2 separate regions of the Homo sapiens genome follow, and region 1 is linked to region 2. A link is a contact called in ENCODE Hi-C or POLR2A ChIA-PET data. All regions are on one chromosome and are shown on one strand. Each heading gives the region's core, a stretch centred on a gene start or an enhancer-like site at or near the end of the contact. The rest is flanking DNA. Distances are from core to core; before and after follow the strand shown.

Region 1 (6,002 bases), core at 2,929-5,428, 220 kb after region 2:
TCAAATCTATCATATTGAAGACAGAACTCCCGGTCTTTCTCCCCAAAATCCACTTTTCCTGTAGTCTCCCCATCTCTGTAAGTAACGAATCCATCCTTCCAACTGTTTGGGCCAAAAAGCTTAGAGTCATCTCTGCCTCCTTAGTTTCTTTCATATGCACATCTAATCTGTCAGGAAACCCTGACAATTCTCCGAGTGCATCTTGAATCTGGCGACTTCTCGCCATCTACACCACTGGGACTAGTCTGAACCTGACCTTGCCCTTGCCCACCTTCATTCTGCCCTCAACAATGCAGTCAGAGGATCCACTTCAAACGTGTCAGATTAGGTCATTACTCATTTCAAAGCCCTTGAATGGCAGCTCAAAAGTCTCCATCTCTTTCAGAATAAAAGCCAGCGTGCAAACGCTCTAGTGTTTCTTTGATCCTACCTTTATCTCCCACTCTGTTTCAGCCACACTGGCCTCCTTGTTCCTGATCATGGACTTCTGCAGGGCTCTTCACCTGGCATGTGCTTCCCCAGATGTGTGGCTTGCCCTTTCTCTTCTTTCAGGCCTTTGCTCAAATAGCACATCATCAGTGATGCTTTCTTTGCTCATCCTTATAAAATGGGAACCACTTCCCCTCCCAGCTTTATTTTTCTCCTTAGCACTTCTCGCTGTCTGACTTACTATAAATTTTGCCCACCTCTCCCTTCCAGAATGTAACTGCCACAAGGGTAGGGCCTGTATGTGGTTCACTGGAGTATCCTCAATGCCTAGAGTGATGCCTAGCCCACAGCAGGCATTCAACACTATTTATTGCATTAACTCAGGGGCTAGGTATGGAGGTCACAGGTGTGAGGTGAGGCTGAGAGGCGGGCAGGAGCCAGACCGGCAGGCCTCGTAGGTCTTGCTAAAGATCTGGAGGAGGTTGAAATGATCATGGCTGTGTTTGGGAAAGTCCCCTGGGCTCCAGGAGAGAGAATACTTTCTAGAAAGGTGATTCTTGACTTTGTGGGGTTTTGCGTGGGCAGGTCTGAAGATTTGTTTTCTGGAAAGGCAGCTTCTACTTAGAAGGGGTAGGGGGAAGAGCTCTGGGACTAAGGAGGTCTCTGCATTTTGACAAGACTACCACATGGGGCTGTAATTATGGGTAATCAGCCCTGTGCTTCTGAGTCAGCAGCTCAATCAAACCCTTTAAGGTGACAGGTTGCAGCACCGCCTCCTCCCTCCAAGCCTCCGCACTGGGAGCCTGCTCCGCCCTGCTGAGGGCTCACTTCTCAAGAGCATCAGGATATGCCAGATGCAGCATTCTCCCACCTCCCTGCCACCCACTCTCATCCCTCCCTTTCCTCCTGCACTCCTCAGTCTGAAGAGACTTTAGTGGAGATCAAGTCCAAGGGGCAAGAGGCCAGCTGAGCTTCTCAGTCTAACAGACAGTGGGGGAGGAGCCACCTAGGCACAGGAAGAGATAGGCGCTGAGCAGATAGCAGGCGTCACATGCAGACCCTCTCAGGGTGGGGCCACTGGGAGCCACAGGGCACAACCTGGGGGCAGCTTTCAGTGAAAAGCTGCCTCTCCCCAACATTCCAGCTATCCAAACAACTAGACTCTTTATTCAGCGTCTCCTAGGCCTACTGGGCTCCTCAGACTAAATTTGCCTTCTGCACATTCCCTGAGGGTTTTAATAACCTACCAGTAAGAACAACAAGTCCATTTCTACTAACCTAATAAGTCAAGCCAAGGTGGAAATACCTTTCAAGGGCCTCTCCCTTCCCAACTCAGCTGGACTTTCATTGCAGAAGGAAGCAAAGTTAAATTTGGGTTTGCTGTCAAGATGCACTTAACTATTTAGTTTTGCCAAGGAAGGGGGTGGGGGGATCACAGCTGGCAAGGCAGAATGTTCCATTCCCAGGCACTCAGGGGTTCAGAATTCTTTCCTACCATCTCACGTGCTGGCTTGTAGGATTCCTGCCAGCTGCTGACCTCCCGGGACCTGCTCCGGAGGCCTTGCCAGGCACGTACCACCTCATGAGACTGCAGGTCCTTGAGGAGGACACCAGGGCCTGCTTGGGCTTGCTCTGTCACCAACTACAGTTTACAGGGTAATCCCACATGGGGCATCCTCCAAGTACAGGGATACCGGTAACAAAGGAGACCAGATAGGAGGGAGCTCCCAGAAGCTCACAGTCCAGACAGGATCATCAGCGGTTCAGACAGAAGCCAGTCTCTCTCTGGCCCCTCCATCTCCACTCCCAGCCCAGCAGTTATGTCCATCCAGCCTTTCCATTCTCTCCTGGCCCAAGAAAAGTTTCTCTTTTCCCAGTTCCTACTCATGAAAACCTAAATATAGTGAACTTGATTCATTGGCTGATAGATTCACCTGTAGGGAGAAAAATTTTTGTTCATTTTTGGGGAATGGAAAGAAGGGGAAGACAGGGCAGAAACAGCATTTTGAGTTCCTTCTATCCTATGTTAGTTATCCTGGTGTTTGGAAGGTACCCCAATACCTGAGCTTGCAACTGGAAGGACTTGGGTTTGAATCCCAACTTGCCTTGTGTTGACTGTTTAGCTCTGGGCAAGCTGTTTAGCATCCCCAGGCCTCTGTAGCTAGAACTGTAAAGCGGGGACAAGGATTCCTTCCTTCAAGGGCTTCTGCAAAGACTAAGGTGACTGCAAAAGTAATTGCGGTGTTCTTATTATTGGAATTTGCTGTTTGATTTTGGAATACATTCTTATATAAATGTGGTTATGTTATACATCCTTTTAATGGGAATTTCTTGCTTTTTTTTTGCTAATGACATATTACTTGCTGTTTATTTTGTGTTTATTTTAGACTATGGAAATGATATTAGACAAAAAGCAAATTTGAGTAATTTTCTTATTCGAATTCAAAATAAGTCATAGAGCAACGGAGACAACTCACAACATCAACAACACATTTGGCCCAGGAGCTGCTAACGAACGAATGTACAATGCAGTGGTGGTTCAAGAAGTTTCACAAAGGAGACGAGAAGCTTGAAGATGAGAAAGTAGGGGCTGGCCTTCAGAAGCTGACAATGACCAATTAAGAGCAATCATCGAAGCTGATCCTCTTACAACTACACGAGAAGTTGCCCAAGAACTCAACTTCGATCATTCTACAGTCGTTTGGCATTTGAAGCAAATTGGAAAGGTGAAAAAGCTTGATAAGTGGGTGCCTCATGAGCTGAGCGAAAATAAAAAAATCGTCATTTTGAAGCGTCATCTTCTCTTATTCTGTGCAACAACAAGGAACTGTTTCTCGATTGGATTGTGATGTGTGAGGAAAAGTGGATTTTATACAACTGGTGACGACTGGCTCAGTGGGTGGACTGAGAAGAAGCTCCAAAACACTTCCCAAAGACAAACTTGTGCCAAAAAAAGGTCATGGATTTTTAGTGGTCTGCTGCTGGTCTGACCCACTATAGCTTTTGAATCCCAGTGAAACCATCACATCTGAGAAGTATGCTCAGCACATCGATGAGATACACCGAAAACTGCAATGCCTGCAGCCAGCATTGGTCAACAGAAAGGGCCCAATTCTTTCACAACAATGCCCGATCGCACGTCGCACAACCAACTCCTCAAAAGTTGAACAAATAGGGCTATGAAGTTTTGCCTCATCCACCAGATTCACCTGACTTCTTGCTAACCGACTACTACTTCTTCAAGCATCTTGACAACTTTTTGCAGGGAAAATGCTTCCACAACCAGTAGGATGCAGAAAATGCTTTCTGAGAAGTCCGTCGAATCCTGAAGCATGGATTTTTATGCTACAAGAATAAACAAACTTATTTCTTGTTAGCAAAAATGTGTTGCTTCTAATGGTTTCTATTTTGATTAATAAAGATGTGTTTGAGCCTAGTTATGATTTAAAATTCACGGCCCAAATTCACAATTTACTTTTGCACCAACCTTAATAAATAAGATGCAGGCAAACTTAACCCTTACAATCTCAGTAGTAAACTGTTAACAGTACAAAATTCCTTTCCCTTCCTCAAAATGTGGATATTGTGATCTGTATTTTAACAGATGAAGAAACTGAACTATTCCAGCCTGGGCAATATGGCAAAATCCTGTCTCTACAAAAAAATACAAAAATTAGCTGGGCATGGTGGCACATGCCTGTAGTCCCAGCTACTCGGGAGACTGAGGCGGGAGGATTGCTTGAGCAGGGGAGGCAAAGGTTGCAGTGAGCCAAGATTGCAACACTGCATTCCAGCTTGGGTGACGGAGCAAAACCCTGTCTCAGAAAAAGAAACGTAACTACAAAGAGATTAAATCATATTATGCCAACAGAGGAAATGTCTAAGAGATGTTGCAAGCCTGAAAGCTGAGCCCTGGCGGAAGGGTGAGTCTCCAGCGATGTCTAGGAATTTGGAGTTTGTCGAGGTGGGTCTTCACTCTTGGTAACCCTTGGGCCATTCAGCTTGGTTACTTGCAACCCTAGTTACAAGCAGGTTAGACCTCTCTATGCCAACAAGTTTGTGCCCATTCCTCTGCTAGATATCATAGGAGGATTTAAAAAGGAGTCCCAAACAGTCCCAGGCTGGCTGGCCCCCAGGCCGGGCAAACCAGACCGGCCGATCACTTTAGTTCTCATATTCACAGAATTTACAATCTTACTGGAAAACAAGACTGACACTCGTTGCTCAGAGAGGACCACTGAATGGGGCTTCTGGAAAAGGAACTAATACTTAAGTGCTGTTTACAAATCTTGGGCTGAGTGCCATTTCAGGATGACCCACTGAACACAAGCTACAGCTTTCTCTTTTGGCTCAAGTCCTTCAAATCACAGTAGGGAGAAACACATTTTTAGTGTCAGAATTTATTGAGGCATAACTTACCTATAAAAATTCATTCCTTTTATAAGCTTATGGCTTTTGACAAACGCATACAGTTATATAATCCCCATAATAGAGATAAAACATTTCCATCACACCCGCAAGTTCTCTCCTGTCCCTTTGCAGTCAATTCCCTCCCCGCAGCTCCCAGCCACTGGCAACCACAAATCTGATTTCTGTCCTTACAGTTTTGCCTTTTCCAAAATGCCGTTTGGCAGGATTTATATAAGGGAACTTTTTGAGTCTGGCTTCTTTTACTTAGCATAATGCTTTTGAGATTCACCTATGTTGTGTATATCTGAAGCTTTTTTTTTTTCTAAGTTGTGTTCCATTGTATCAAAGTGTGATGATTGTTGCCAGGTGCAGTGGCTCACTCCTATAATCCCAGCATTTTGGGAGGCTGAGGTAGGAGGATCACCTTGAGGCTAGGAGTTGGAGGCCAGCCTGGGCAACATAGACTTCCTCTCTACAAAAATAAAAGTATGTATATATATACATATTTTTTTAAAGTTGTCATGATTTGTTTATCCATTCACCAATTGATGGGCATGGGGATTGTTTCTAGTTTCTGGTGATTATAAATACAATAACTACAAATATTCACAAACAGATCTTTGTGTGGACATAAGTTTTCATTTCTCCTGTGTAAATGCCTAAGAGCAGGATTGCTGGTTTATAAGGTAAGCATATATTGAACTTTGTTAAAAATTGCCAAATTTATTTTCAAAGAGGCTGTACAATTTTGCGTTCTCATCAGTAATGAATGAGAGTTCCAGTTGCCCTAGCTCCTCACCAGCACCTTTTAATTTTGGTCATTCCAGTGGATGGGTAGTGGTATCTCATTCTGGTTTTAATTTGCATTTCCCTAAAGCTAATGATGGCCAGGTGCATTGGTACATGCCTGTAATCCCAGCATTTTGGGAAGCAAAGGCAGGAAGATCGCTTGAGCCTGGGAGTTTCAGACCAGCCTGGGCAACATAGGGAGACCCCATCTCTACAAAAAAATTAAAATGGAAGAATTGGCTGGGACCACAAGCATGCATGGTGGTGCACACCTATGGTCCCAGTTACTTGGGGTCCCAGGCTAAGGTGGGAGGATTGCTTGAGCCTGGAAGGTCAAGGCTTCAGTAGGTTGTGATTGCACCACTGCACTCTAG
Region 2 (6,207 bases), core at 2,487-4,986:
TGGGCAGAGCAGGCGGCAGCTTTGGAGGAAGAATAGTGCTTGGCAGAGAGCCAACACAGGAAAAAATAAAACAGATTTGGAAAACAAAAATACAAGCTCTGGCTTGATAGCCAGGAGCAGACCAGTTACTTTAGCCAGATCCAATGTGAAGGCACAGCAGGATAAGGTTGACCTGATGCAAAGCCACCACCCAGAGCCCTTTCTGTTCTCCTGTACTAAGGCGTATGGCTTAGAACAGCCAGGCTGTGTTCTAAGGCTTCTGTTAGGGAGACCCTTGACCCTGGAGGATGGAGGGAGGTGGGTGGGGCTAAGCTAAGCGGCAGCCATGAAGGTCCCTCTTCTGTCTTCATGATTTTAGGATTTCTGAGGTAGAGGCTGGGTTGATATCTATGATGCAACCTAGGAAAACTTACCATGCCTCCCTGTTAAAGGCAGAATAATTTAATATAAAGCAAAGGCTTACATGCTCAGCAGATGCAGAATGAAAGAAGTGATTAAAACATTGGGTGGAGTTATTCCAGGAATAACCCACTAGGGAGTGAGGGGGTAGATAGGAGAAATGGAGGGGGAATATTGGACTTGAGCAAAGATGTTTTAAAAAGATGAAGAACATTTTAGTCACCCTTAATGAATGGGAAGTAGATTATTTGGGAGCAGACTGATTTCCTTATGTTAAGGTGTTTTATTTCAAAAGTCAGTACTTTGGGATGTTGCCTCAAATTATCTGTATCATTCCCACAGACCTCCCTTAGAGATATTTATTGCCATGTATTAGCTGTGGACAGCCAGAGGCTAAGTTCTTTCCCCACCTCTTTGATACTAACAGTTCCCATAGGGCCTATGTATGACTAAGTGGTTCACTTTCACTTCACTTACACTGGATCTTCCTAACAAGTGGACCTCTCTAGCCCTCATCTCTTCTACCTCGTAACAGAAGTGCTAGATTTTCTCATTAATTCTGTTCAAGCCTTGTTAAATAGCTCTAGGCCCTTCTTTTTTTTGTTTTGTTTTGTTTTGTTTTATTTTTGAGACGGAGTCTTGCTCTGTTGCCCAGGCTGGAGGGCAGTGGCGCCAACTCGGCTCACTGCAACCTCCGCCTCCCGGGTTCAAGCGATTCTCCTGCCTCAGCTTCTGGAGTAGCTAGGATTACAGGCGCCTGCCACCATGCCTGGCTATGTTTTGTATTTTTAGTAGAAACGGGATTTCACCATGCTGGCCAGGCTGGTCTTGAACTCCCAACCTCAGGCGATCCACTCCCCCCCCACTCCCCACTAGGCCTCCCAAAGTGCTGGGATTACAGGCGTGAGCCACGGTGCCCAGTCTTGTTTTGTTTTTTGAGATAGGGCCTTGCTCTGTCGTTCAGGCTGGAGTGCAGTGGTGCAATCTCGGGTCACTGCAACCTCCGCCTCCTGGGTTCAAGCGAGTCTGTCACCTCAGCCCCCCGAGTAGCTGAGATTACAGGCACCCACCAGCAGGCCTGGCTAATTTTTGTATTTTTAGTAGAGATGGGGTTTCACCACGTTAGCCAGGCTGGTCTCAACTCCTGGCTTCAAGTGATCTGCCCGTCTTGGCCTCCCAAAGTGCTAGGATTACAGGTATAAGCCACCGTACCCGGCCTAAGGAAAGGTGTAGGTCTTTCTACACCTGACTTGCCTATGCCTACCTTTTCTTACATCATTTCTCCTGCCTAGAATGCCTCCTGTTCAAAACCATTAATCCATACCCCTGCCACTCTTTTCAAAACAAATTCAAAATTCATCTCTTGTTAGGCTTCTTTGTTGGGGGTCCCCAAGACCATTCCCAGGTTCAGTGATTTGCTAGGAGAACTTACAGGATTCAGCATCCAGCAGATGGTCATACTCACAGCTATGATTCATTTCAGCAAAAGAATACAAAGCAAAATGAACAAAGGGAAAAGGCTTATGGGGCAAAGTCCAGGGGAGACCAGGTGCAAGCCTCCAAGAGTCTTGGAAAAGACTCTGCAAAGGACTGCCGAGGGGGAATCACACAGGATGTGCTGAATTTCTCCAGCAGTGCATTGTGACAGCAGGTGTGAAGCACTGTCTACCAGGGAAGCCCATTAGAGACTCAGTGCCCAAGGTTTTTACTAAGGGCTGGTCATGTAGATACCTTCATCTAGCACATGTCAGAATTCCAGCCTCCAGAAGAAAAACAGGTGTTCCACATAAAACACATTGGCTGGGCGCGGTGGCTCATGCCTGTAATCCCAGCACTTTGGGAGACCGAGGCGGGCTGATCACAAGGTCAGGAGATTGAGACCATCCTGGCTAACACGGTGAAACTCCGTCTTTACTAAAAATACAAAAAATTAGCCGGGCTTGGTGGCACGCACCTGTAGTCCCAGCTACTTGGGAGGCTGAGGCAGGAGAATCACTTGAACCCAGGAGGCGGAGGTTGCAGTGAGCCGAGATCGCACCACTGCACTCCAGCCTGGGGGACAGAGTGAGACCCCGTCTCAAAACAAAACAAACAAACAAAACAAAACACATTGTTTACCTAGATGGTTTAAGCACAGTGAGCCGCTCTTAGCAGTTCAGGTGGTGGGAGCCTTACTGAAATCCATGTTCCAGACACCAGCCAGGGGCCATCCTTGCGAGGAGAACTTTCTAGAGATAGCAGTATTAGGCTTGCTGTGTTAACTTGTTTCTGCATAGCTTTCCTTCATAATCTCATCTGTCCTGTCCTCCCAGTGCCTAACTATAGTTATGTTGTAGAGAAAATTGCCCTAGACAAAGAACCAGAAGACCTGGGTTTCAGCCCAGCATGGCCTCCTACTGCTGTGTGGCCCTTTGAACCCCTCAAACTCCATTTTCCTCATTGGGAAAAGAGGAATTGTAATTCTTGCTTGTAGGTCTCAATGGTGACTAAAGACCAAAGGAAATGATATAGTTGGTCATTCCTTCCATCCCCCATAATCGAGCACCTCCTTTATCTAAGGCAGTGAGTGAGCTGTGGTGAGTAAGACGTGAGTGTGACATGGTGGCTTTGACAGCAGACAAGCCTGAATCCCTACCCAGAGTTACCAGCTGTGGTACCTCAAACACCTTGTGTCATCCCCTCAGCTTTGGGTTCCCGATCTGTAAAATATGAAGATGAATAATACAATGAGGGTCTGCAAACGTGGGCTGCTGTGTGAATTAAGTGGGACAACCTATGTACATCTCCTGCAGTATCTAGAACATTATGGCACCCCAAGTGGCAACTGTTAATTGACTCAGATATTTGAGTGCTTGCTCTGCGTCTGCACCTTGAAAAATATAAGACACAATTCCAGCACTGCTTTCTTCGTGCTGGGGAAGACTATTATTGAACAGATAATTAATTACATAAACAATTATTTACATTCCCGGCAAGTGCTGTTAAGGAGAAGTACAGGTGGTTAAAGGGCATGTCATAAGTGGGGGGGACCCTAACTTGATGGAGGAGGCACACAGAGGCATGGCTGCATATGTGAGGCTTCATCTGGGCTTGTATGTGTTTAGCTCAGCAAGAGGTGGGGAGAGAGGAAAAGATGTTTCCGGAAGAGACAACAGCTTGAGGAAAGGGAGACCCAGCCTTAGGGTGAAGGCTGTAAGGGGGAAAGGTTCTCTGTTCATATGAGGAGTGGCAAAAAGACCAGGAATCCAGGAGAGGTGGAGGACAGGTGGGGAGATTGGCCTAATTCAGAGGTCACCTCTGCCGCCACCCTGGCAGGGAAGGGGCAGAGCAGGGGCCCCATGCAGGGAGATTTGCAGGTGTGGTGGCAGGAAGTAGAGGTGGTCTGGTCTGATGATCTCTGTTTTTTTTTGCTGTGCAGTAAGGAAGTAGAGTTTCCTGGTGAGACTGGAGGGAGTGGTCAAGGTTTGTGGAGGAGAGAAAGGTTTAAAATCAACATTGAACAGAGTGAGCTGAGAAGGAACAGCTGGCTTTGTGCTATGTTATTGTGTTGGCATGATGAAGTCTCTGGAAAAGGACTCTGGCAAATGGGATTTTAGATCTCTAGCACCTTGTACAATGCCTGGCACCTAAATGAGGGCCCCATAAATGTTGATTGCATTGAATTATTGGCTGGCTACCTATATACATTTTTCTCAGCATTTCCCCTTTCTCAGGTGCCTGCTACCCTTGGGCTAAAGCTTCCCACTTGGCACCTCACCCAGAGGCTAGCTCACATTAGTGTGTCAGAGGGAGCGCTGCTCAGGCTTTACTCTTCCGGTCCTAGTTGGCTACACTGTCCCCTCACCCCTTACAGTGACTCCCCAACTCCTACCCCAGGTCAGCCATCATGAGCCAGCCTTGCACTCTCCAGCTGGGACTGGTAGAATTTCAGGACTTACAAACAGGTGAAATGAAAAGGTTTAGGCAGTGAGAAGCGTGCTTAGCAGGAGAGAGGCTGCTCTGCTTGCTGGAGAATAGCTGTTACAGTCATTCTGTAAGTATTTACTAAGCACCTGTCATGTGCACTGTTTTGTTTGTCTGTTTGTTTTTGTTCTGTTTTGAGACGGAGTCTTGCTCTGTCATCCAGGCTGGAGTGCAGTGGTGTGATCTTGGCTCACTGTAACCTCCACCTCCCTGGTTCAAGTGATTCTTATGCCTCAGCCTCCTGAGTAGCTGAGATTACAGGCGTATGCCACCATGCCCAGCTAATTTTTGTCTTTTTGGTAGAGACGGGTTTCACCATGTCGGCCAGGCTGGTGTCAAACTCCAGACCTCAACTGATCCGCTCACCTCGGCCTTCCAAAGTGCCGGGATTAAAGGCGTGAGCCGCTGCACCTGGCCAGACCTCAACTGATCCGCTCGCCTCGGCCTTCCAAAGTGCCGGGATTAAAGGCGTGAGCCGCTGCACCTGGCCACGTGCACTGTTTTATGTGTTGGGACTTCAGTACCCAAAGAAACAATCCTTGCTGTGCTGGAGCTTATATTCTATTCTGATAGGGGAAGACAGAGAGCAAAGACATGAACAAGTAATATGTTAGGCAGTAATAAGTGCATTGGAGAAAAATGCAGTAGAAGGTGGGTCTGCCAGGGATGTTGCATTTTCCATGTAGGGTGGTCAGCAAAGGCCTCCCTTGTGAGATAACATTTGAGCAGGTTCCTAAGGTGAAGGAACAAGCCCTTCAGATATCAGGGTGAAGAGTATTCCAGGCAGGGGAAAAGCAAGCAGAAGCCTCTTCTGCTGTTCAAGAAGACGCAAGGCAGTGTTGCCAGAGTGAGTAGACAAGGGGGAAGGCACTAGGAAGTAAGGACACAGAGAATGGAGAGGCAGAGAAACGAAGGGCCCTGACCTCTAAGGACACTGGCTTCTACCCCGAGTGCAATGGGGCCATTGGAGCAGAGGAGCAGCAGAGACAGCTTCTGTTTTTAAAAGCATCACTCTGGCTGCTGGGTTGTGAATGGGCTGTAAAGGAGCAAGGCAGAGCAAGAGACCAGCTAGGAGACTGATGCAATAACCACTGGGGAGATGATGGCAGCTTAGGCCAGAGTGATTATGCTGACAGTGGCGAGGAGGAGAGGGGGGATATGTTGGGAAGGAAGATCCCATGGGCTTTGGTGTTGTGAGATGGAGAGTAAGAGAGGAGCCAAGGATCACTCCAAAGTTTTTGGTCCAAGTGACGCTGTGATTGGTGGTACCATTTCACTGAGATGGAGGAAGGCTATGGGAGGAGCAGGTTGGGTGGGGATTTGATGTGTTAAGTTTGTGATGCCTATTAAATGTGGAGGCATAGACTAAACAGTGGAGTGTGTCTGGGGCTCAGGGGAGAGGTCCAGATTGCAGATAGAAATCAGGGCATTGTCAGTCATAGCTGGTAAGGCCAGGAGCTGGGACGTGCTCACCCAGAGAATGAGTGCAGATAGAAGAGAGCAGGTCCAGCACCAGCCCGAAGCTCCAAGAGATAAGAGAAGGTGACCTGGAAGCTGCCACGATGATCTGACTGGTGCTCCTCACACTGTCATGAGCTGTAGAATCTAGCCTGGGAATTTGCTAGAAAATCAGATTCTAGTTGCTACTGAGAGATCATGATACTGAAGTGTATTAATCAGGGAAGGCTAAACTATTATAACAAATGGGTCCCCCTTCCTCTGGGGTAAGGTGTCCAAGCTAGCATTTTCATCATGTTCTAGAACAGATTCTTAGCAGAGCATCTGGGGCCCTGACTGCTCAGAGAGCTGCTGCTATAGTTTTGTGCATATGCATACGCATATCCC

What was found. A loop is a pair of places that touch in the nucleus more often than their neighbours do. ChIA-PET counts read pairs that join two places held with the same protein, here RNA polymerase II (POLR2A). Pooled maps may share reads with other maps.
Region 1: POLR2A ChIA-PET joins it to region 2 with 10 read pairs in activated T-cell. The contact joins two enhancer-like sites. A Hi-C loop is called at or near these places in 4 of 50 pooled maps. POLR2A ChIA-PET finds 5 or more read pairs at or near these places in 5 of 52 experiments (GM10248, GM12878, H1 and 2 more).

What each region holds. Positions count from the first base shown.
Region 1 is chr1:211,547,538-211,553,539 of GRCh38, forward strand. It overlaps LOC107985261 (a long non-coding RNA gene), which reads right to left and starts at 743. Exons shown (of 3, transcript XR_001738449.1): 1 at 431-743. RefSeq lists a silencer at 1,099-1,506. Within about 2 kb of position 4,179, at least 3 of the 41 ENCODE cell types and tissues checked have a DNase peak (open chromatin) inside an H3K27ac peak, as active enhancers do.
Region 2 is chr1:211,332,180-211,338,386 of GRCh38, forward strand. All of the region lies in intron 1 of TRAF5 (TNF receptor associated factor 5), which reads left to right. Among named protein-coding and RNA genes, the nearest start is that of TRAF5, 8.4 kb to the left of the region's middle. Within about 2 kb of position 3,737, at least 11 of the 41 ENCODE cell types and tissues checked have a DNase peak (open chromatin) inside an H3K27ac peak, as active enhancers do.